3 separate regions of the Homo sapiens genome follow, and all the other regions are linked to region 3. Evidence: read pairs that join two places in POLR2A ChIA-PET (ENCODE). Cell type or tissue: MCF 10A. All regions are shown on one strand.

The links. ChIA-PET counts read pairs that join two places held together with the same protein. Peaks named below come from ENCODE experiments on the same cell type or tissue, not always from the same donor. Only the 100,000 strongest peaks of a DNase experiment are listed, where the experiment ranks them.
Region 1: POLR2A ChIA-PET joins it to region 3 with 10 read pairs; 2 of 35 experiments call an interaction of 5 or more read pairs at or near these places.
Region 2: POLR2A ChIA-PET joins it to region 3 with 14 read pairs; 4 of 35 experiments call an interaction of 5 or more read pairs at or near these places.

What each region holds. Positions count from the first base shown.
Region 1 is chr1:59,371,372-59,379,371 of GRCh38, forward strand. It overlaps FGGY (FGGY carbohydrate kinase domain containing), which reads left to right. Exons shown (of 16, transcript NM_018291.5): 5 at 7,378-7,466. Among named protein-coding and RNA genes, the nearest start is that of FGGY, 78 kb to the left of the region's middle. In MCF 10A, no CTCF peak of the experiment used is centred here; a DNase peak (open chromatin) is centred at 4,050.
Region 2 is chr1:59,440,990-59,448,989 of GRCh38, forward strand. All of the region lies in intron 5 of FGGY (FGGY carbohydrate kinase domain containing), which reads left to right. Among named protein-coding and RNA genes, the nearest start is that of FGGY, 150 kb to the left of the region's middle. In MCF 10A, no CTCF peak of the experiment used is centred here; a DNase peak (open chromatin) is centred at 4,262.
Region 3 is chr1:59,669,799-59,677,798 of GRCh38, forward strand. It overlaps FGGY (FGGY carbohydrate kinase domain containing), which reads left to right. Exons shown (of 16, transcript NM_018291.5): 14 at 4,241-4,335. Among named protein-coding and RNA genes, the nearest start is that of MIR4711, 59 kb to the right of the region's middle. RefSeq lists enhancers at 1-54, 3,715-4,242. In MCF 10A, no CTCF peak of the experiment used is centred here; DNase peaks (open chromatin) are centred at 3,243, 3,633, 4,273 and 4,973.

The DNA of each region.
Region 1 (8,000 bases), 300 kb before region 3:
ATGCACCCAATACAGGAACACCCAGATTCATAAAGCAAGTCCTTAGAGAACTACAAAGAGACTTAGACTCCCACACATTAATAATGGGAGACTTTAACACCCCACTGTCAACATTAGACAGATCAACGAGACAGAAAGTCAACAAGGATACCCAGGAATTGAACTCAGCTCTGCAACAAGCAGACCTAATAGACATCCACAGAACTCTCCACCCCAAATCAACAGAATATACATTTTTTTTCAGCACCGCACCACACCTATTCCAAAATTGACCACATGGTTGGAAGTAAGGCTCTCCTCAGCAAATGTAAAAGAACAGAAATTATAACAAACTGTCTCTCAGACCACAGTGCAATCAAACTAGAACTCAGGATTAAGAAACTCACTCAAAACTGCTCAACTACATGGAAACTGAACAACCTGCTCCTGAATGACTACTGGGTACATAACGAAATGAAGGCAGAAATAAAGATGTTCTTTGAAACCAATGAGAACACAGACACAACATACCAGAATCTCTGGGACACGTTCAAAGCAGTGTGTAGAGGGAAATTTATAGCACTAAATGCCCACAAGAGAAAGCAGGAAAGATCCAAAATTGACACCCTAACATCACAATTAAAAGAACTAGAAAAGCAAGAGCAAACACATTCAAAAGCTAGCAGAAGGCGAGAAATAACTAAGATCAGAGCAGAACTGAAGGCGATAAATCGAGACACAAAAAACCCTTCAAAAAGTTAATGAATCCAGGAGCTGGTTTTTTGAAAGGATCAACAAAATTGATAGACCGTTAGCAAGACTAATAAAGAAAAAAAGAAGAATCAAATAGACGCAATTAAAAATGATAAAGGGAATATCACCACCGATCCCACAGAAATACAAACTACCATCAGAGAATACTACAAACACCTCTACGCAAATAAACTAGAAAATCTAGAAGAAATGGATAAATTACTTGACACATACACTCTCCCAAGACTAAACCAGGAAGAAGTTGAATCTCTGAATAGACTAATAACAGGCTCTGAAATTGTGGCAATAATTAATAGCTTACCAACCAAAAAGAGTCCAGGACCAGATGGATTCACAGCCGAATTCTACCAGAGGTACAAGGAGGAGCTGGTACCATTCCTTCTGAAACTATTCCAATCAATAGAAAAAGAGGGAATCCTCCCTAACTCATTTTATGAGGCCAGTATCATCCTGATACCAAAGCCTGGCAGAGACACAATTAAAAAAGAGAATTTTAGACCAATATCCTTGATGAACATTGATGCAAAAATCCTCAATAAAATACTGGCAAACTGAATCCAGCACCACATCAAAAAGCTTATCCACCATGATCAAGTGGCCGTCATCCCTGGGATGTAAGGCTGGTCCAATATACGCAAATCAATAAATGTAATCCAGCATATAAACAGAACCAAAGACAAAAACCACATGATTATCTCAATAGATGCAGAAAAGGCCTTTGACAAAATTCAACAACCCTTCATGCTAAAAACTCTCAATAAATTAGGTATTGATGGGACATATCTCAAAATAATAAGAGCTATCTATGACAAACCCACAGCTAATATCACACTGAATGGGCAAAAACTGGAAGCATTCCATTTGAAAACTGGCACAAGACAGGGATGCCCTCTCTCACCACTCCCATTCAACATAGTGTTGGAAGTTCTGGCCAGGGCAATTAGGCAGGAGAAGGAAAGAATGGGTATTCAATTAGGAAAAGAGGAAGTCAAATTGTCCCTGTTTGCAGACGACATGATTGTGTATCTAGAAAACCCCATTGTCTCAGCCCAAAATCCCCTTAAGCTGATAAGCAACTTCAGCAAAGTCTCAGGATACAAAATCAATGTACAAAAATCACAAGCATTCTTATACACCAATAACAGACAAACAGCCAAATCATGAGTGAACTCCCATTCACAATTGCTTCAAAGAGAATAAAATACCTAGGAATCCAGCTTACAAGGGACATGAAGGACCTCTTCAAGGAGAACTACAAACCACTGCTCAAGGAAATTAAAGAGGATATAAACAAATGGAAGAACATTCCATGCTCATGGATAGGAAGAATCAATATCGTGAAAATGGCCATACTGCCCAAGGTAATTTATAGATTCAGTGCCATCCCCATCAAGCTACCAATGACTTTCTTCACAGAATTGGAAAAAACTACTTTAAAGTTCATATGGAACCAAAAAAGAGCCCGCATCCCCAAGTCAATCCTAAGCCAAAAGAACAAAGCTGGAGGCATCACGCTACCTGACTTCAAACTATACTACAAGTCTACAGTAACCAAAACAGCATGGTACTGGTACCAAAACAGAGATATAGATCAATGGAACAGAACAGAGCCCTCAGAAATAACGCCGCATATCTACAACTATCTGATCTTTGACAAACCTGAGAAAAACAAGCAATGGGGAAAGGATTCCCTATTTAATAAATGGTGCTGGGAAAACTGGCTAGCCAGGAGAAAGCTGAAACTGGATCCCTTCCTTACACCCTATACAAAAATTAATTCAAGATGGATTAAAGACTTAAACGTTAGACCTAAAACCATAAAAACCCTAGAAGAAACCCAGGCAATACCATTCAGGACATAGGCATGGGCAAGGACTTCATGTCTAAAACACCAAAAGCAATGGCAACAAAAGCCAGAATTGACAAATGGGATCTCATTAAACTAAAGAGCTTCTGCACAGCAAAAGAAACTACCATCAGAGTGAACAGGCAACCCACAAAATGGCAGAAAATTTTCACAACCTACTCATCTGACAAAGGGCTAATATCCAGAATCTACAATGAACTCAAACAAATTTACAAGAAAAAAACAAGCAACCCCATCAAAAAGTGGGTGCAGGACATGAACAGACACTTCTCAAAAGAAGACATTTATGCAGCCAGAAACCACATGAAAAAATGCTCACCATCACTGGCCATCAGAGAAATGCAAATCAAAACCACAATGAGATATCATCTCACACCAGTTAGAATGGTGATCTTTAAAAAGTCAGGAAACAACAGGTGCTGGAGAGGATGTGGAGAAATAGGAACACTTTTACACTGTTGTTGGGACTGTAAACTAGTTGAACCATTGTGGAAGTCAGTGTGGCGATTCCTCAGGGATCTAGAACTAGAAATACCATTTGACCCAGCCATCCCATTACTGGGTATATACCCAAAGGACTATAAATCATGCTGCTATAAAGACACATGCACACGTATGTTTATTGCGGCACTGTTCACAATAGGAAAGACTTGGAACCAACCCAAATGTCCAACAATGATAGACTGGATTAAGAAAATGTGGCACATATACACCATGGAATACTATGCAGCCATAAAAATGTTGAGTTCACATCATGTCCTTTGTAGGGGCATGGATGAAATTGGAAATCATCATTCTCAGTAAACTATCGCAAGAACAAAAAACCAAACACCGCATATTCTCACTCATAGGTGGGAATTGAACAATGGGAACACATGGTCACAGGAAGGGGAACATCACACTCTGGGGACTGTTGTGGGGTGGGGGGAGGGGGGAGGGGGGAGGGATAGCATTGTGAGATATACCTAATGCTAGATGACGAGTTAGTGGGTGCAGCGCACCAGCATGTCACATGTATACACAGGTAACTAACCTGCACATTGTGCACATGTACCCTAAAACTTAAAGTATAATAATAATAAAAAAAAATCCACCTAGTTTTCATCAAAAAAAAAAAAAATGGCAGGGTGTGGTGGCATGCACCTGTGTTCCCAGCTACTCGGGAGGCTGAGGCAGGAGAATCTCTTGAACCCGGGGTGCAGAGGTTGCAGTGAGCTGAGATCGCACCACTACACTCCAGCCTGGCGATAGAGTGAGACTCCATCTCAAAAAAGAAAAAAAAAAAAAAAAAAGAAACAAACAAAAAAAAACTGCATGGGATCCTCACAGATGCCTGCTGGCATCTCAAGGTAAGGGATCAGGCTTCTGGAGACATTTCCTCTCATTCAGTCCTTATTCCTCTTTGCTGGCCTATCTCCAGACTTTTCTTTTGTAGAGAAAGCAGGGAATATTGCTATCTTCCCTTCTGAGACCATGTGCATACTTAAGAGTACCTCAGACTTCCCACAACATGTTATTTCTAGTTGCTCATCCCACAAATATTTGTTGAATTACTAGACAAACTGCTCAGCTTCATCTTCCAGTTCCTGTTATGTGAGGAGTACTTCAGAGGTTATAGAGGGCTTCCACATGTGTTATCTCCTTAGAGAGGAGAGGTTGGACTGGGATCTCCAGCTTTGATTGGTGACGGTTAGTGTGGTCTCAAAAAGAAAGAACGCAGGGACTCCTTGCTCCTCCTATTCCCAGTGTCTCTTTTTGGCAAAAGGCTTGAGTTCTTTGTGACATTCTACTTGGGTTCTGTTGTCCCACAGTGGCTGGCTGTGTGGCTACAGGCTAAAAGCTGTCGTTATATAATGTCTTTAATGACCACACACAAGATCTAAAGTAGTTTTTTTTTTTTTTTTTTTTTGCCTGAATTTAAGAAGATTGTTGTGCTTTGGCTTGAAGCACTGGTTGTTGCTGCGGTGGTTTGGCGGTTCATATCTGGTCACTGGCCTTTGATTTCTGGAACCTTTAGAAAGAGGCTGCCTTTTCTCCTCTCCCTGACCACTGATTGCTGAAACCACAAGACATATGGAAATAGATTTCAGGGACTAGCCAAAAGCCATTCTGGTAGTTTGATTCACATCGTCTCAAAGGCTACCATTTTCTGACTGTGGCTTGTTAGATCCTATACAGAGATACTACTAGTTCTTAGCTGTGTTAGGAATATTTAGTATCTTTAAGTTTTGCTTGATTTAACATTAACATCTTAGAATGGGCGTTCAAAGAGAAGTTTAGGGCAGGTCCCTTTCTAGACACAAGCTTTCACCTAGATGTTTAGGAAGTTAAAACAACAACAGTAACAGAGAATCAGCTTGATACTTTGCCTTTTAGATCTGAACTCTTTTGATATTGTTTTGATAGGGCCAGCACTTGGGATAGTACCGTTTATCTGCTGTAAATAGATGTTGGTGTTTATATAGTAGTGTTAGGGAAGCACTATGTAGGAGGAACTCACAGAATTCTGATAAAGGCCAGTTGTATATAAAATAGATATAATAATACCCAGGACTTTTGTGTTGCTCTAAGGAGATAACACATGTGGAAGCCCTTTATAAACTGAAGCACCCCTCACATAAGAGGAATTGGAAGGTGAAGCTGAGCAGTTTGTCTAGTAATTCAACAAATATTTATTGAGTTCCTACTGTGTGTTACCCTGCGGCAGGTACTGAAATATGCCTCTTTTGGAACTTCTGCATTGTTGCCTTTAGGTTCCCAGAGATACTCCTATGCTTATAATTCCTTTTATAGCTTTTTGGAGAGGGAGTAATAGAAACCAGGACATGGAAAGTTATCTGGATGGTAGGAAACCTTTCTTGCTAGTTCCTCTGTCTTCTTTACTATTCTGTTTTTGAAATTCTACCTCTTCAGGTGTTTGACAGAAAATGGCCACTTCATGCTTTTCAAGTTTATCTCACCTCCAGTTCCATTCATAGGCAGAAGTGAAATGGTTCCATTTGGGTCCTGATTCTAAGTTCTTGGGAGAAGAAATCTGGTTGGTACAACTAGGTCACATGCCTAAACCTGGTCCAACCAAGTGCTTGTAGTAAGGGGATGAGAGTTAAGTAGTTTCTGCTTGGCAGCTGAGGGTCCTCTCAGTTGGGGTGGAGAAGAGGAGACAATCATCCAATGTCATGGTGAACATGACTGACAAGATCCTTGACCTCACAGAGCTTATAGTCAGTCTGTCAGGAAAGAAAGACTTTTGTATTAGTCTGGTCTTACACTGCTAATAAAAACATACCCGAGACTGGGTAATTTATAAAGGAAAGAGATTTAATTGACTCACAGTTCAGCATGGCTGGGGAGGCCTCAGGAAACTTACAATCATGGTGGAAGGAGAAGCAAACACATCCTTCTGTATTTGGTGGCAGGAGAGAGAAGTGCAGAGTGAAAGCAGGGGAAGCCCCTTATAAAACCATGAGATCTTGTGAGAACTCACTCGCTATCATGAGAACAGCATGGAGGTAACCACTCCCATGATTCAATTACCTCCTACAGGGTACCTCCTATGACACTTGGGGATTATGGGAACTACGATTCAAGATGAGATTTGAGTGAAGACACAGCCAAACCATATCAACATTACACAAATGATTGTGGGGGTGGTATGGGTTGTATGACAACTAGACCTAAACTAACAATATGACTTACCGGCTTTGATTTCCAGGAGATCCTGGAAACCCCCTCAAGGAATGGTGGTGTGTAGGGTTAACCAAATGAGGAAGGGGATGATGTTGATCCTGGGAGGGCACAGGGTGGTGGGTGAGGAATGAATGTTTTAGGCAGAAGTGGCAAAGTAAAGAAAATGCCCAGCAGTAAGAAAAAGCCTGGCCATTTTGCAATACAGAGAACCAAATCTTTAAAATGTACAATGGCTTGCTTATGTGGCCATTCTCTTTGACTTAGACTGGAAGTTCTTTGAGGGCAGGGACTATCATCTTTTTTCTATTGCCTTTGTAACCAGTTGGCATGTGGAGAATTTTATATGGCAGGGGACATTTAGTTTCATTGGGCAGTTTCTGAGTACAGCTTCTTTCCAGCTTATATCTGCTCTGAAATCTTATATGTCCATCACCATTCACTGGGAAAATGGATTGCATACCTTACAGACTGTGCTTTTGATATGGTTTGGCTGTGTCCCCACCCAAATTTCATCTTCAATTGTAGCTCCCATAATTCTCTCATGTTGTGGGAGGGACCTGGTGGGAGATAATTGAATCATGAGGGCAGTTTTCCCCATGCTGTTCTCGTGGTAGTGAGTAAGTCTCACAAGATCTGATGGTTTTATAAGAGGTTTTCCCTTTCTCTGGGCTCTCATTTCTCTCTGTGGTCTGCTGCCACGATTGTGAGGCCTCCCCAGCCACGCGAAACTGTGAGTCCATTAAACCTATTTTTCTTTAAAATTACCCAGTCTCGGGTATGTCTTTATCAGCAGTGTGAAAATGGACTAACACAGCTTTCTATCCTTCCAGGTTGGCAAAGAGGGTTTTAAGGGAAATTACGATCATTTTTGGAAGGATCAAGCATTGTCAGTTTTTCTTTCCTGTATAAGTACTGCTTTTATATTATTCCTACCCCCACCAAGCTCCTGAACAGATGTTTCAATGGGCATTGTTGGCTATGCTTTTGTTTTGAAAAATTTGAAACATTATTGAAAGAGGAGATGGTAGAAAAACCCCCTAATTGATTCTAATATATATTTAATTTGGCAGAACTTGAGAGAGATTTGCTGGGATAAGGCGGGACATTTCTTTGATCTCCCGGACTTCTTATCGTGGAAGGCAACAGGTGTCACAGCACGGTATGTTAATTACAAGTTGGATTGTGTTTGCGTTCTTCCATTCTTGGATGTCTGTCTATATATTGCTTTCTTAACTCTCTTTGACTGGATATACTTTTGGTACATCTGCATGTGATTTTGCATACATGAAACATCTTGAATCTATCTTCGACCTCCACTGCACATGCCCAAACACTGTTGTTCCTAAGAGCCCTGGAATGTGAGTATCCAAGGTGAAGACCATTCATTAAAATTGGTCATATTTGAAGGAGATATGAAAAATCCAGAGTGAAATGTGGATTTTTCCAAAGGCACTTTTTACATGATGAATAAAAGGAAAAAATAAACACACACACACACACACACACACACACACAGAGTCACGCATTCCTTAAGGACAGGGATACATTCAGAGAATGTGTTGTTAGGCAATTTCATTATTGTTGCAAACATCATAGAGTATACTTTCACAAATCTAGATAGTGTATTCTACTACATACCTAGGCTGTATGGTATAGCCTATTGCTGCTTGGCTACAAACCTGTAGAGCATGTT
Region 2 (8,000 bases), 230 kb before region 3:
GTTTTGCGTTTTTCTCTGGTATTTATTTATTGAAGTTCTCAGAACCTCCACAGAGCTAATTTCTGTAGCCTTTTGTGCTCCCATAAAGCTTTATATATGTACCCACATTTAAAACTTTCTTACAATACTTTTTGCATTTCCTCCATATGTCTATTTTCCCATCTACTCTCTGAGCTAATCAAGGGAGAAGACCTAGTACTCACGTCTATCTATCTGCAGTGCCATGCTGAGTGCTTGCAGAAATGTGTTTGGGAATCAGTGCATCTCTCTATGAATGGCTAGAGCATTCTAAGTGGTTTTGCTTCTAACTGTGCAGGAGGGCACAGTTTGGGCCCAATATTGGTTTGCAAATTCAAGATAAGAACCAAGAATTTGATTCTTAACTCAATTTTATGTTGACTTGAGCAGGCTGAACTGGGTTGCTTATGCCATTATTTCATTTAGTTCGGATAATGGCTATCAAATTAGCTGACAACCCATCTCAGTTCCCTGTAGTATTCTTAGCAGTGTCTTAAAGTGGGTTTTCATTTGAACATTTCTTTATTATATTTTCTTTCTCAGAAGTAGCCAAGAGATGATGATGATGTTGATGCTGGGGAAAACAATGGTAACAAGAGCAGCTGCTTTTTATTGGGTATGTGCTATGTGAATTAACCCTGCACTTAACCTTTTAATGAATTTATGAGATAATTACTACTGTTACCTTCTTAACAGATGAAGAAAATGAAGAGCAAGGAGGATATCTTACTCACTAGTGAATGATGGCTTCACCATGTCTGATCCAAACTGTACTTTGTAATGCCTTCTTCATAGCAGCACTAAAATCTAAAAGTCTGGAAGAGTCTTTAGGAGATCAGTTATTCCATTTCACATCTGGGGGCAGGATTATGCTTGAACTGAATGCCTTGGTCCACTGCCTGAAATGTATCCTCTACAACCTTTGTCCACCTGGTGAACTCCTACTCATATTTCAGGACTCACAATTCAAGCTGCTACTCCCAAGTGAAGCTTCCTTAATATTCCCAGGTAGAGTTGCCCTCTTCCTCTGTTGTTCCTCTTAAATATCTTGTATTTCACTCATGAAATTCACCAATCATGCAGAGGGTATGTTTCTAGAGGCAGTTTGTATAGTTGTGAAAGGTATGGACTCTGCAGCTAATTGTTTGGGTTCCAACTCTAGCTCTACCCGTATTAGCTAAATAATATGGTGCTCTCTTCCCCTGACAGACTGTTAATCCCTTGAGGCCAGATAATATTTACAAGAATTTCTTAAATGGCTAAGTCACAAAATTGTCATGTTTTTTACCTTAATAGCAAGTCTGAATGTATCCTCCTTCTGAAGAGCTGATGTATTGTTTCTGCTGGTTTCTGCATCTTGATCCCTGAAAGATATTGAAAACCTAATTTTAAGGCCATTTTCCTGTTTGTTTGTTTTTGTTTTTGTTTTTGTTTTTGTTTTTGTTTTCCATTTCTGTTTCCTTTCCCTCTTTTCCTGTCCTTCCTTAGAGACAGGACATCTTGAAAGGTACGAAATCTTCAGGTCTGTACTTCTACTTCACCAACTTCCTTTTAATGTTTTTACCTCTTTGTCTTGTGTGGAAAATCTTAATCTGACTCTTTCTGCTTTGTGTCAAAGGGATACTGTTCATGTTAAAATTCTCAGCTCTGAGAGGTATGTGAGTAGGCCGTTCCTTGGGTGATGGGACAGTTGACATCATATCTGAGAAGAGCATCACCATGGTGCCCTTTACTTATGGCCGTTGTCATGATGACAGTCATAGCCACCTGGAGCACAGTGGCCTGACAAAGACAGGAATAGGAAGAGGGAAATAATTCGTCCAACACTTTTGTATTTTGCACAATGGGAAAAGAGTGGCATCATTTCTAGATCCTAAACCAAAATTGATAGAAAAAGAAGACTAGAATGATAAGATCTGCTAAATATTCTCAGGGGGTTGAAGTATCAAATATCTGCAGATGGTATCACTGAGCAAAATCAAGGAGAGCAGTTTAGGATTTTTAGTATGAGGGAAATGATAATGCTTTTCAGTACTTCTTAGAGTTGTCAGTGTCTCATAAAAGATAAAGAATATTTGTTGAGTGACCACAACTTGCTGGGTACTGGGCTACACTACAGTATAGTATAGTTATTACTGAGAATTTGTAGAGATAATCCTAGCTTATCAAGGAAATATTTGTTTTATAATTTGTTCAGGTGCTTATTTATATTGAAGAATATTCTCAAGTTAAGATGATTTTTTTAGATACTCCAGAGGCCAGAATTAATCATAAAGGGCCCTAATAGCCAAAAAGAATTGAAATGCACTAGGCCAATTGGCAGACACTATTTCAGTCTGCTCTCTTTCATCCTTTGCCAGGAATTGTACATTATCTCTTTAAGGCAGAGCAGCCTTGGATGACCATATATTAATATGATAACTTGCTTTTCCTTGCTCCCCACCCCCCAACTAGTGGCTTTAGAATAGCTTTGCTATTTTTCACTTATTTCTTGGCAGTAGCACTAGATCCCAGGCTTACCGATTATGCACACTTTAGATAACTTTGGGTCAGCTCAGTACTGAACAAATGGCAAGTCAGGAATGCCATTAAGACTGAAGAATGTTGGAAGATAAGGATTATATAGACACCACTGTCCTTATACACACTGTGTTGTCCTGTAATTGGATAGGCCAAAATGAGTTGACACTGGAAGAGGTATTTTAATATTGGAGCTTATAAAATGTTTAGAAATGTTTTCCTATCTGAGTCAGACTGAGATAGGTATGTATGTTTTCTGTCTCTTCTGAGTGACACTGGGAAATAGTTATGATTGGGAATAGGCCTTGGTACCAATAACCTCATATATACACTAGGGTAGACCTTGCAGAGGAAGCTGGCACCAGGGCATGGGACCGTGAAGCAAAGGGGTTCAGAAGAACTAGAGAGTGGTCCAATAATGAGTCTTCAGATGGCCAGAGGCAAAGGCTGAGATCAAGCCTCAGGTCCAAGAAGCCAGAATCATAAGCCTGAAATAATTGAGTGAGAAACCCAACATTACTAGAATGGAGAAGAGGCTAGGGGAAAGGCAGGAGCAAACCCAAGGGCTGGGGGTCTGAAGATGTTACCATCACAAGGCAGCCCCATTTTAATGGCCTCTAGCCACAGGGTTTGCCATTAAAAACTGTAGGAGTAGACAGATGCTTGATGGAAACCCTTGACCCCGGGTCTTTGCTCCCTTAATGAAGGAATCTAAGGCAAAGTAGAGATTCTTTTTTTAACATTTAAACTTTATTTTTAATTGACAGATAATAATTGTACATATTCATGGGGTACATAGCAAAGTTTCCATACATATAATGCATAGTGATCAGATTAATTAGCATATCCATCTCAAGCCTTTTTCATTTCTTCGTGTTGGGAATGTTTAATATCCTCTTTCTAGTGATGAGAAACTGTATAATACATTATTGTTAACTGTAGTCATCTTACAGTGGTATAGAACAGGGCTCCCCAACCCCATGGGGTTCTATACCACTGTAGGATGACTAGGGTTAACAATAATGTATTATACAGGTACTGGTCTGTAGCCTGTTAGGAATCTGGCTGCACAGCATGAGGTGGGCGGTGGGCTAGTGAGCATTACCACCTGAGCATCACCTCCTGTCAGATCAGCAGTGGCATTAGCTCCTCAAAGGAACAGGAACCCTATTGTGAACTGCGCATGCAAGGGATCTAAGTTGCACGCTCCTTATGAGAATCTAATGCCTGATGATCTGAGGTGGCACAGTTTCATCCCGGAACCTTCCTCCTCGCAACCCCCACCCATGGAAAAATTGTCATCCACAAAACTGGGTCCTGGTGCCCAAAAGGCTGGGGACCGCTGGTATAAAACAGAGTTTATTTCTCCTTATCTAGTTGTAATTGTGTATCCTTTAACAGATCTCTCCCTATCTTTTTACATGTCCTTTGATACCATAAGCTCTATGGACACCCTATAATATTTCTTCATTATACTTACCCTTCATAGTAATTACTAGAGTGAGCTCTTCATGGATTTTTCTCTTTTACTAGACTCTAAGCTCCACGAAGGAAGAGATAATATCTGTGCCTGGTACATAGTAAGAGCCTAATAAATATTTTTGGAAGGAGGGAGAGAAAGAGGGAGGAGGGAAATAAATGGCTCTTTTGCTCCTTTTCTTCATGCCAGGGCAACACTCAGCTTCTGAGGTATGCACAGCAAGGATCTTGCTGAGATGGGTGTGGCCACTTGCTTGCCTCACTTCCAGCCCTGGGCACATGCAGTTCTTTCTACCTGGTGCAGTCCTCTTCCTCCCTGCTCTGGCACTTGCCTCTGCTTCCACTTCTGCTGCTGCTTCTTTTTCTAGTCTCCTGCAGCCTAATCATCCTCTTGACACATTCTTTCTTTAACCATCTGAATGCCTTCAGTATGGTTCCTGTGAGCTCTGAATGTTCTGGAAGCCATTGTTTTGTTTTGATAATTTTGAATATTTTACTCTTGCTCATTATGGATTAACTTTACAGCTGAACTCTCAAAACCAGACTTCATTTTCCCAACTTGAGAGAACATCTCATTGTTGTCCCTGTGTCCTTGCCTATGGCACACATCTCCCGAACACCCTTTTTTACCAGAACATCCTCACAGCAAACCTAAGGCAGCTAACTGCTTTCTACAGCTCTGTGTTTCTTGACCTCTTCCATCTGTTTTATTTTCATATTTTTCCTTTGTTAAAAAAAGGAGATAACAGACAAGAAAAACACGAGAAATTAAATACCTCAAAATTACTGTACATTTTCACTTGGAGTAACCAGTCTTTGTAATGTTTTGTAAATATCTTTCCCTGAGTGGGCCTGAATAAGCATGTAGTTAACAAGCATGGACTTTTAATTGATCAGGGCAGGTTTTGAACTTCTGTCCTGCTCTTTCCTAATGATACAACCTCCAATGACTTAACTTCTGAGCCTCAGTATTCTCTTCTGTGAAATGGAAATACTAATAATAGTATCCTCACAAGTTTGTTGTGATATTCAGTAACCCACATAAAATTTCTATGCATAATGCCTGGCGTATAATAGGCACTAAGTAAGCTGTCACTTGTTTTCTTTACTTTCCTGCTTTCTCTCATATTGCCTCTAATTAGTACCGTCCTTATTTTTTAGGGGACAGATCCAAATCCGTGAATCCAGGGGCTTCATCACGATCTTGGAATATTTTGGTGGCAACTTTAAGATCTTTTGTTTTCTGACTCTTAGATCTCTTTCTTTTGGTGGCATGGGAAAATTCCCTCAACTCGATTATTTATTCAGTTCTTTCATGCTCCCCATATTGTCATGGCCACGTTTGAATCATGTTATCGGCAAGTCTGACCGAAAAAGCAATTTAATATTGCCCTGTGTTGCATCATTGCATATATTATTTCAGCCTGTCACGGGCCTGTCAGCAAGTCTTGATGAAGTACAGAGCCAATAGTAACAGGCCTGAAATCTGACAGCTCTTTAACAGAAGCTGCTCCGATTGGTGCAGTGGTATTTCTTCAGAAATTAAGGCCTTCTTGGTCTCTTTGTTGATACAATTAGCAATCCAATCTGAGTCATTTTATCTCCCAATGAGCTGTATCTTCAGGGCTGGTAATTCAGTCTGTTGCATGGCTTGGAAAAACAGAGCCATCAGAGGCCTGTGATGTACCAAAGGCTGCAGCCAGGAATATCTTGGTAATTTATCCCCACTCTCAGCTCTAATTATTCTGTTCTTCACTGGCTGGTTCGATTGAGACTCTCCAGGTTCAGCCTTCCCTAAGCAGAGAACAAAAGGTTTCCCTTGAAAGTTGGGGCCTGGCAATGTCAGTACAGTGAGCTGCGTATAAATAATGCAGCAGTGCCGGCTTCATTTTTATAAAATCTTGGTGGAGAAATGCATGAGAATGATCAGGCCCCTGGAACTCAGCAGGCATGTGCTTTTGATGTGCGCCTTGCTCTGAGTAAAAGCAGGAGAATAAAAAGTTCTTGTTTGTGCTGAGGCTACTTCATGGTCTCTGGCTCGGATTTTGGTGACCCTTTCGCTTTGTTTCTGATAGAGTCTGGAGGCTCCTACCTAACTAGGAAAACTCTGATATGTATATAGAGGGAAATACCTTCAGTAACTATTTTCTGATTGAAACTAAAGATGATGAAAATAAAGATGGTGATTATAGTAGCTTTACTTATATTAGCTTTACTTACATTCCCTCATTTTAATCTTCCTAAGGTTAGAGTTATCTGGCTAGGCTATTTTCTCTATACCTTCTGCTCTCCCAATTAGCCTTATATCTTTTCTTTTTTCTGGTCAGATTCCCCAAAAATAAATATTCAGGGTGTGAACCTAGCAGCCAAAGCTCTGGGAGCTGAGTCGGGGAAAGGAGCTTGAGGGCTGGCCTGCAAAAAAGCAGATACTGAATCAGTCTCTTTTTGTCAAGATACTCTACCCTTACCTGGACCTTTTATCGCACCCTATCTAAGGGTGGATGCTATGGTTTGGCTGTGTCCCCACCCAAGTCTCACCTTGAATTGTAGCTCTGGTAATTCCCATGTGTTATGGGAGGGACCCAGTGGGAGATAATTGAATCATGGGGCTGTTTCTCCTCCTGCTGTTCTTATGGTAGTGAATAAGTCTCACAAGATCAGATGGTTTTATAAGGGGGAAACCCCTTTCACTTGGTTCTCCTCCTCTCTTGTCTGCTGCCATATAAGACGTGCCTTTTACCTTCCACCATGATGGTGTGGCCTCCCCAGCCACGTGGAACCATGAGTTTATTAAACCTCTTTTTCTTTATAAATTACCCAGTCTCAGGTATGTCTTTATCAGCAGTGTGAAAATGGACTAATACATTGGACCTTAGTACTTTTCTTCCGTAGTGTGGGAGAAGTAGTACCCTGGTTGCTAATAGTGAGGTCACATGGGATCTAATTACTTCCTAAACATACTTTTTGTACCATCTGCTGTTTTTAGCCTCATTTTTATCCTCACTTTCAGGGGTGGTGAGCACCACCACCTCCTGAACTTTTTGGGTCTCTGTAGGGTAATCATTTTGCTTCTGGGTTTTTCCTGCTGCTATTTAGGTTTTACCTTTCTCAAGTCTACCAAGAGAGTTACTACTACCATGGTTTTTGGCTTTTAGATTTTCGATGCTGTCATCTTCTATCCTGTTCTCATTGTGGGTTTTTGCCTCTTTGAAACATTCTTGTACAACCATTTTGTTGGAATTTTTAAAGGGCACAGAGTTCAACACGTGTAGTCAATCTGGCATCTTTAATCAGAAGCCTCTTTTTGTTTTTGTACTTTTTGAAATAGGAAAGAAGGTCTGCTAGAGATCTGGCATGCATTTGTGTCTTGGGCAGTAGGTGGTGGGAGGAATGTGAGGTAGGCAAAACCAGGAGAGCATTGTTGGAAGGCTCTCCTGGTTCCATTGAGGTTAATGGTCTATGCAAGGAACCCAGTGTTCTGCTTCATGCACTCCAGGAGTCTAACTTTTGTCTCTTCTCCAGCCTGCATACAGAGCAGTATCTAAAGATCTAGGCTTTATAATAGAAGCCATTAAAAAATGATTAGGAACCTGAAAGCTTCCTTCTATAACTGAGATCTGAAGGTTTTTATTCATTCACTTAATTAACATGCATTGTGCTCTCAAAATTTGCCAGAGTAGCATTGTGCTTATTCATCCATATAACTGGATGAAAAAGGCAGATATGGACCCTGCTGTGGGAGGTTGTGGCCTGACCTTATATACTGAAATTTCCAGAAGGCCAGATAGAGCATCAAGAAATAAAATAAAATAATAACATTCTTTTATGATAATGAGATAGATCCTTCAGTGCCTCCTGGTCTTCCCCACTCATACACACTCATGCCTAAAATAGTCCACGGTTCTGGACTCCTTTAGTGGGCCAGATCCTTTCATCACCATGGGCTGCTGAGACCACTGGAATTTCAGGCAAACCTATAAAAC
Region 3 (8,000 bases):
GGCCTCCCAGAGCAGAACAGCTAGCTGTGAGTGACCCCGGCACTGACTCCGCGCTGCAGCCCTGGACTTTGTGAAAATGGGTCATCTTCCAGGCCCTACATCCCTGGGCTGACTCAGAAGCACGGCGGGGAGTGCAGCGGCTTCACAGAAAGTTCTGCTTTGGAAACTGTTCTCCTCTAGGCTGTTGAATGAAAAGGCTGTTAATCGTTATTTGGATTCCGATTGAAACTGGACCTTTTGTCTCTAACTATGGACCAGTTACAGTTCCAGACAAAGAGACCTTTTATTTAGCCTGGAATTCCTCTGCCTTTGGAAGCCTGTGACTGACAAGTGATGGCAAAGTGCATCTGCCTTTGAATGCTTTGGGTTCTGCTAAACTCATTAATGCATCAGATAAAATAGTTCACATTCCAGCCAAAGCTGCCCTCTTCCTCTCCTTCACCCAGGACTCAGAGAAAAGAACACATTTGCATTTGTCCCTGTAAAAGGCACGTACACAAGCAGCCAGTATAGAGGTAGTGTCATTGGTGCCTTTAAACATTGTATTGCTCTAGTTTTCCTACAAAGACAGTTAGGGAGGACTGTAGACCTGGAACATGATTCTCAGAAATGCATGTGAAAAACACATTCGAATTTGGGAGATTTTTTTGGAGATAGTGTGGAACAGTGGAAAAAGCAGATCAGCTCTGTGACTTTGGGCAAGTTACTTTACCTCTCTGAGCCTCAGTTCCCTCTTCTGAAACAAACAAACCAAAAAACATTATCATCTCCCTCATGTAGATCACTGCTGAGGAATAAATGCTTGCGAGTTTGTGAGCATCAAACTCTGTGCCTAGTCCAAGTAGGTGATCAGTAAATGTCAATTCTCTTATTCCATCTAGGAAGCCCCATGCCAAAAAGAAAGAGGGGCATTTGAGGGAAAAAAAAAAGCAGCTTATTATTTTGAAAGTGAATCTTTGCCATGTTGAGAACAGCCTGCTCTGTACAAGCAGGGAGAGCGGGGCCTTGCCAGCTTGGGAAATGCTGTCTACATGAGGAGGAAGAACCTCCTTGTACCCTGGTCATTTGGTTAACTGTGGTTTCAAGAAATACTTGGTATGTACTAAGTAATTGTTAAGTTTCCCCCACTGACTTGGGACTAAATGTTCCTTCTTCTAAGTTTTATTTTTTAGTACTGGTAGTTTCAGTAGGGGTTTCCCTCTTCTGGTCTTACTCATTATTTTAATTATTTGTTCTTTCATTTATTCACTCAAAAGCATTCTCTGTGCACACCAGTGTGCCAAGCCCTGAGGTTGGCACAGGGATGCTAAGAAGAACAGTAATGTCCAGCCAAGAGGTTCTTTATAAAACACAGAAAAAGTGCCCTTGGTCTTATGACCAATATCCAGAGTGAGTAGAGTGGGGACCCAGAGGACAAAATGTGTCGGTGTCAGTCAGGTCCAGGCAGGGAACAGATACACACTCCAGTTAGGTTAACCGGAGGGAAGTTGAATAGTCAGTGTACAGAGCTGTGGGCAGGGTGCTGGAAGCCCAGACAACCAAGAAGTACCTTGGGATACTAACAGTGTTTCCACCCCTGGGCTCACAAGGGTGAGGGTAGGGAGCAGGCAATCTGAGCCTGGTGGGATGTGTGAAGAGGGCAGCCCAGCAGAAGCTTAGCCAAGGATGAAACCAGAGGGCAGGGGCCCACAGCTGTGATCCCCACTGGCCAGTCTCCCAGGCTCAGAGTAGGTGGAGGGAGGAAGGGAAGAGGTGGGATTGGTCTTAGAGGCAAATGGAAGCAGTGGATTGATTTCACCCTGGGTAACAGGTGTGAGGAGAGACTTCAGAAGTAAGGTAAACTTTAAGAATAACAACTAATGCTAATTTAGTGCTTTCTCTAAGCCAAGCACCATTTTAAGAGCCTTATTATAATAGCAGTTTTAATTCTCACAGCAACTCTATGAGATAGGCGGAATTTTAACCCCATTTTTCAGATGAGAAAGCTGAGGCACGGAAAGATTAGGTATCTTGCCTAGGATCACACAGCTAAGTCAGTGGGGAAGCCAGGATTCAAACCCTGGCAGTCTGGGTTCAGAGCACTTTGGGCAGCAACTTGAGAGCTGATAGGGGATTCACCAGGTTCACTCACATCTCTGGTTCGCAAGGGGAGGGGCCTGTGAGTAGTTCCTCCCTGCTCACAACTCAGGGAGCTTTTGGCAGGGTAGGAAGGCCCGGGAAGTGAATGGTGTTTGGAGGCACTGTCTTCAAAAACGTCCCAGGTCCATAGAGAAGGCTTGATGGTCATAGTCGCACACCCATCTGTATCATTCCTAGGATTCTTCAACGGCTTGCAGTGCTCTCTCCTGCTGGTGTCAGCACAGCCCTGTAGTGTGGCCTGGCATCTGTCCTTCCCCTCTGGATGGTTGATGGGAACCTTTATTGTCCCTTCCCCACTTATCCAGTTTTTAGTCCAGGTCTAGTACATGCATAGAGGCTTCACTTGCCATCTACCTGAATTCTAACAGTAGCAGCCATCATTTCTCCAGGGCTTACTGTAGGCCAGGAAATATGCTAAGCACCAAGTGTGTGCCCTCTCATTAAGCCTCACAACACACCTGTGTGGTACATCTTATCATCATCCCCATTTTACATTTGGGATGATCCCCATTTGCATTTGGGAACCAAGGCTTAAAGAGTGTAAGTGACTTACTGGACACAGAGCTAGTGGAACCAGGAAATAAACTCAGGTCTGAGCTTCTCCCAGCATTCCCACCCCACCTGACACCATGTTGGCAATGTCTTAAGTCCTGGCCCAGTTGAGAGCTGGTATTCCTAAATTCTCTGGGGTGTCTGTGGGAATTTACTCCCCTGCCCTTTTTCTCTGGGTAGCTGGAGGAAAGAATTGAGTGGGGAAGTAATGGGATGTAGAGAGAGTGTCTTCTCAGACAAGATAGGAAAAGAAATCTAGGCTTTGGGAAAATAACTCTTATGGCTTGAGTAGAAGACAGTTTTTACACCACAAGTTTACCTCTGTAAAGTTTGCTGCCATCTCCCGATTAGCAGACTAATCTATACATTATAGACCTAAGAATCCTAAATTATTTCTGTTAATCTTAAACCTACCATGAACCCTCAACCTCTGGGCATTGGCATATGGAGGGCTCCTCCCTGCCTGGTGGACTCCTGCTCACCCTTCAGATGCCTGTTTAAGCCTCATCTCCACCGTAATCTGTGATGACCGCTACCCCAGAAATGTAAGTGACTCATCATTCAGTCACTTACCATGTGCTAGATACTGGTCTAAATGCCAGGGATTCCGCAGTAGTCAAAACAGAGTCCCTACCCTCAAGTAGCTTAAGTTTTTGGAGGGGAGACAGACATTAAACAAGATAAGTAAGTAAAATACAATGTTGGAAGGTGGGATGAAGCAGTTAAGGGGGTAAGGAGTGTTGAGGGAAGTTGTAATTTTAAATCTGATGGCCAGGGAAAGCTCAGTAGGAAGGTGATGTTTGCGGAAACACTTGAAGGATGGGCCGGCAATTAGCATGTGGGCATCTAGGAGGAAGTGTTCCAGACAGGGAACAGCATGGGTAAGGGCCCCGAGGCACACTCAGGAAGCAGCAAGGAGGCCAGGACTACGTGGCTGGAAGGAGAAGAGGAGGATATCAGAGAGGGAGAAGTGGGGCCAGATCTGGGAGGGAGAGCCCCTTGTCAGCCACTGTAAGGGCTGTGGCATGCACCCTGAGAGAGGGGAGAAGCCCCTGGAGGGATGAATCACACCCTCTCTTGCTATCTCCTTTCCCTTAGCACATCTCAGTTAGAGAACCAACCCCCTCCGTAGCCTTCATCTCTCTCATCCATTTCCCTCTGAAACCTGAATAGCAGGGCACAGTCCGATTCATCTCAGTATTCCCTCGGCCAGCAGAGCGCTTAATAAACATCAGTGGATCTGAACTTGAATCAAATGGCAGGTAGCAGCTTGCAGAAGCCTGAAAAACCTGGGCACTGAGGTCTCGTGAGTTGATATATATGGTGTTGGTTCCCTTGGGCTCTTGGCTACTGCACCAGCAGGCACAGGCAGTGAAATCTTTTAGAACCAAATAATCCCAAGGAATAAAGAAGGGAGGACTGCAGGGAGTCGGGCGGGGGGCCTGCTGCTGCCCTGATGTCAGGTGTTTTTGCCACTGCGGCTGCTTGTTGGCTCCTCACACTCCCCTGGCTCTGCTCCCTAACCAAGGTGTGGCCTTGTCCTGCGCAGGCATGCCTGTGGTCCTGTCGCAAGAGGTGGAGTCCGTTCTTGTGGGTGCTGCTGTTCTGGGTGCCTGTGCCTCAGGGGATTTCGCTTCTGTACAGGTATGTGAAGACCAGGGGGTGGGCTGTGGCTCCTCCCCTGTCTGAGGCCATCCTTCCTCTTGACAGCAGCTCGCATTTTACAAAATACACACAGGATATAATTAAGAAATGATAGGTTCCAGCCAGGGAAAGCACAAACACTTCTAGCCTCAGACATATTTATTGCAGTTTTCATTTGACTTGGCCTCGGTTCGTGTTGGTCGTTCTGTTTTTCAGTTGTTTTTTTTCTTTCTTCTTTAAAATACCTTTTAAATTATTCCTTTTAAATTTCCCCTTGACCACTTTTCTTTGAGCACATGAAACAGGTAAGGCTCAAAACTTCAGTGTTTCATGTGTATTTCAGATTTTTATTTGCTTATGTCAACCTCACCATTTTCTAAATACCTTGAAGGCCTCTATCAACAAGAGACACAAATGAAACTGTCAGTATGAAATAAAAAAGGAATTAAAAGGGAAAATAAGGAACAAAGATATAGGAAGAAGGAAACAATTTGGTGGCTGTGATTAAACACATAATTTGGCTCAGAGCTTCCTGGCAGGCAAGACAAAAAAGAACACATGATAAATTGCATAATTCTTACTTTCAAAAAGAGGAAACATACTAGTTTCTGGTGAGAGGGAAAACTTTTCCTCCCACCAAATTGCGAAAGACCTTGCACACATGGGGCTTTGTGGAGAGGTTTTGAGTGCTAAAATAATACAAGGTAAACAATGAATGTGGTATGGAAGCTAAGAGCATACAGGCTCTGGCATTAGACCACCTGGGCTCAAATCCTAGCTTGATTACCTACCAGCTCTTGTGGCCTAAACAGTCTTCTCTGTACTTCCACTCCTTTATCTGTAATAGTAATTGACAGCGCATCGTGAGTTCTGTGTGTCAAGCATGCTCATTTAGTCCCTGCAATAGCTCTATTATCCCCATTTTATAGTTGAGGAACCTGAGGCATAAAGAAGTTAAATAACTTGGCCTAAATGAAACAGCTAGTAAATGCCAGAATCAAGAAGTCTGGCTCCCACTTCTCAACTGAACGTTCAAGAGATATTTGTTCAGCAAAGCAGCAGAGTCCAAATGACTTGCCCATGGTCTCAAGCTTAGGACTACAAGCCAGGTATCTAGTAGCTCAGTAATTAGAGCTTTGTTTATTGTGAACCTCTTATGTTCCAGACACTATGCTAGGTGCTTTTTGTATAATCTTCCTAATACCTATAACAATGCTTCATGAGCCACAGAGATTGGGCCATAGAGATCCAAAATTTAAGGGTACACTATTGGGAACAGACAGATGTAAAAGTGTGATGCTGTTTGTACTGCATTTTGGAAAATGTGGTACACTACACACTATCCAAGCCTCTGAAACTAATGACTGTGAAATCTCCCTCACAAGGAATTAAATCCACTCATGAATTCTTGTGGATTCTGAGTGAGTCTTTAAACAAAGGTGGTATAGTTCAGTTCTCGACTTTTTCTGGATAGTCTCGTCCTTTCTCAAAAATAGCACATGGAGATATTTGTTGTTGAAATATCAATGAATTGTCAATTATTATTTTAGTGTATCAGCTGACGGAGATGTTCTCACAATTAAATATCTTGCCCTTCCTGCGGCAAATTATAATAGTTAAAACAGGGGGGATGCTTACTAAGGTTCTGCAGAGGTTACCCTGTGTTGTGAACTGAATATTTGTATTCCTGCAAAATTTGCCCTGACCCTCAATGTGATGGTATATGGAGGTGGGTCTTTGGGAGCTAATTAGGGTTAGATGAAATCATGAGGGCAGGAGCCTAGTCTGATGGGTTATGATGGTCTGATGGGCCCTTATACAAAGACACCAGAGAGCTGGCTTGTTCTCTCTGCCATGTGAGGACACAGCAAGAAGTCCATTTCTATAGGCCAAAAGAGGGCTCCCACGAGACCCTGACATTGCTGGCACCCTGATCTCAGACTTTGAGCCTCCAGAACTGTGAGAACATAGATTTCTGTTGTTTACCCAGTCTATGGCATTTTGTTATAGTAGCCTGAGATAAGACACCTCATTTAATCTTGACAGTCATCCTGCTTGCAGGATGCGTGTTTTTATCCTTCTGTGATAGGAAGCCAAGCTTCAGAGATGTTTTAAGTAATTTGTCCAAGGCTACACAGAAAGGGCAGAAGCAGAATTGAAATGAAGGTCTCTCTGGGTCTATATCTTATCCTGTCATTCTTTTTCTAATTTGTTCGATTTGTTTTTTCTTTAAAAATATTTTCTGGCTTCTTAAGTGTTCAGTGGTGTATTTTCTGAAAAGAAATGCCATAGGTCACAAATCAGGAGATAGTCTGTAGCTCAAACAGAGAATAGCCTTTCAAGATGAGGCTGCTATACTAGATACATCATACCATGACTCATGGCTTCATTGATATCTTATTCAAAACTGGGATCTCCAGCTCCAAAGGAATTCCACTCACATCTTCCCCTAATGGGAAACTGAGCTTAATTCCACACTGACATCTTGACTACATGAGATTTGCTGTTAGTCTTCTGTAACAGAATCTAAGATATAGTAGATCAGATTTGGAACTGATGACTTGAGTAGCAGCTGCAAGGCTCACAGCATTGTAAAGACAAGCTCATGTCTCCTATTCAACCCAAGGATGTGTGTGCCTGTCCTGATCGTTTTCAGGAGACACAATCTAGTAAAGGGAGCCACCAGCTGAGAGAGTCCTGAGGTCTTATCTGTCATCACTTACCTGACAGACTCCCCATAGTCTGGAGCTCTGTGCTTGCTTTACTGTCCTCAGACGATGTCACTTGTTCTCTCTGGGTGCTTGTTTTATTTGTCTGTTTTATGTATTTTTTTTAATGTTTAAATAAGAATTGCCACCCATATGGGACTATCGAGATAAAGAGCCTTTGAAAGTTCCAGTGACCTCTCAGGTGTAATCAATATCATTAGAATGATAAAATATTTGGAACTGCTTTGGAAATGAAAATGCATGTAGACTTGGCGTCATTTGCTCCCCTCCAAAGAAGAGGGGCCAACCTTTGTGCCCCAGGTCTGAGGACCAGCTTCAGATTCTGGCAAGGTGAGGCAAAATTGAATTGCTTTCTTTCTGTGATTCATATTTTCAACCTGAACTTCAACACAGTCTTTTCTTTGAACTTCAGGGACCCTGGCTTGGTTTGCAGGGTACCTGCCTTCCCCTCCTTAAGAAAGTTGAGCAATTCCTGCCAGCACCTCAACTATTCCAGCAAGTCAGATGTTTTATCTTCTCATGGACCACACATCTGGTGGTTAGATGGAGGATTTCACTTCTTATCTAGATAGGCCAATTTTGGTAGACTCAACCAGAGTCACCTCCTTCAGATGCTGGGAAGGCTGGGAAGAATCCAGAGGACCCAGACAGTAGAGGTAGGAAAAACTTTTATGTGCTTGAGGAGACAGGGTTTTCATAGGCCCCTGAATGGATGATTTTCAGCCGGGGGTAGAGTCCTATACCTTTCTTGGGTGATACCAATGGATCCACAGCTGTAGATTTTACTTGTAGCTTTTGTAGACTCTGTGTATCTCAATTCTGGGAGAATTTTATCAGGGGAAGGGAGACTGGATGGAATATTCTGGTGGGCCCTTAATGAAAGATTGGCCAACAACAAGATCTATTGATATTGCAAATTTTGAAACATGCTGACAA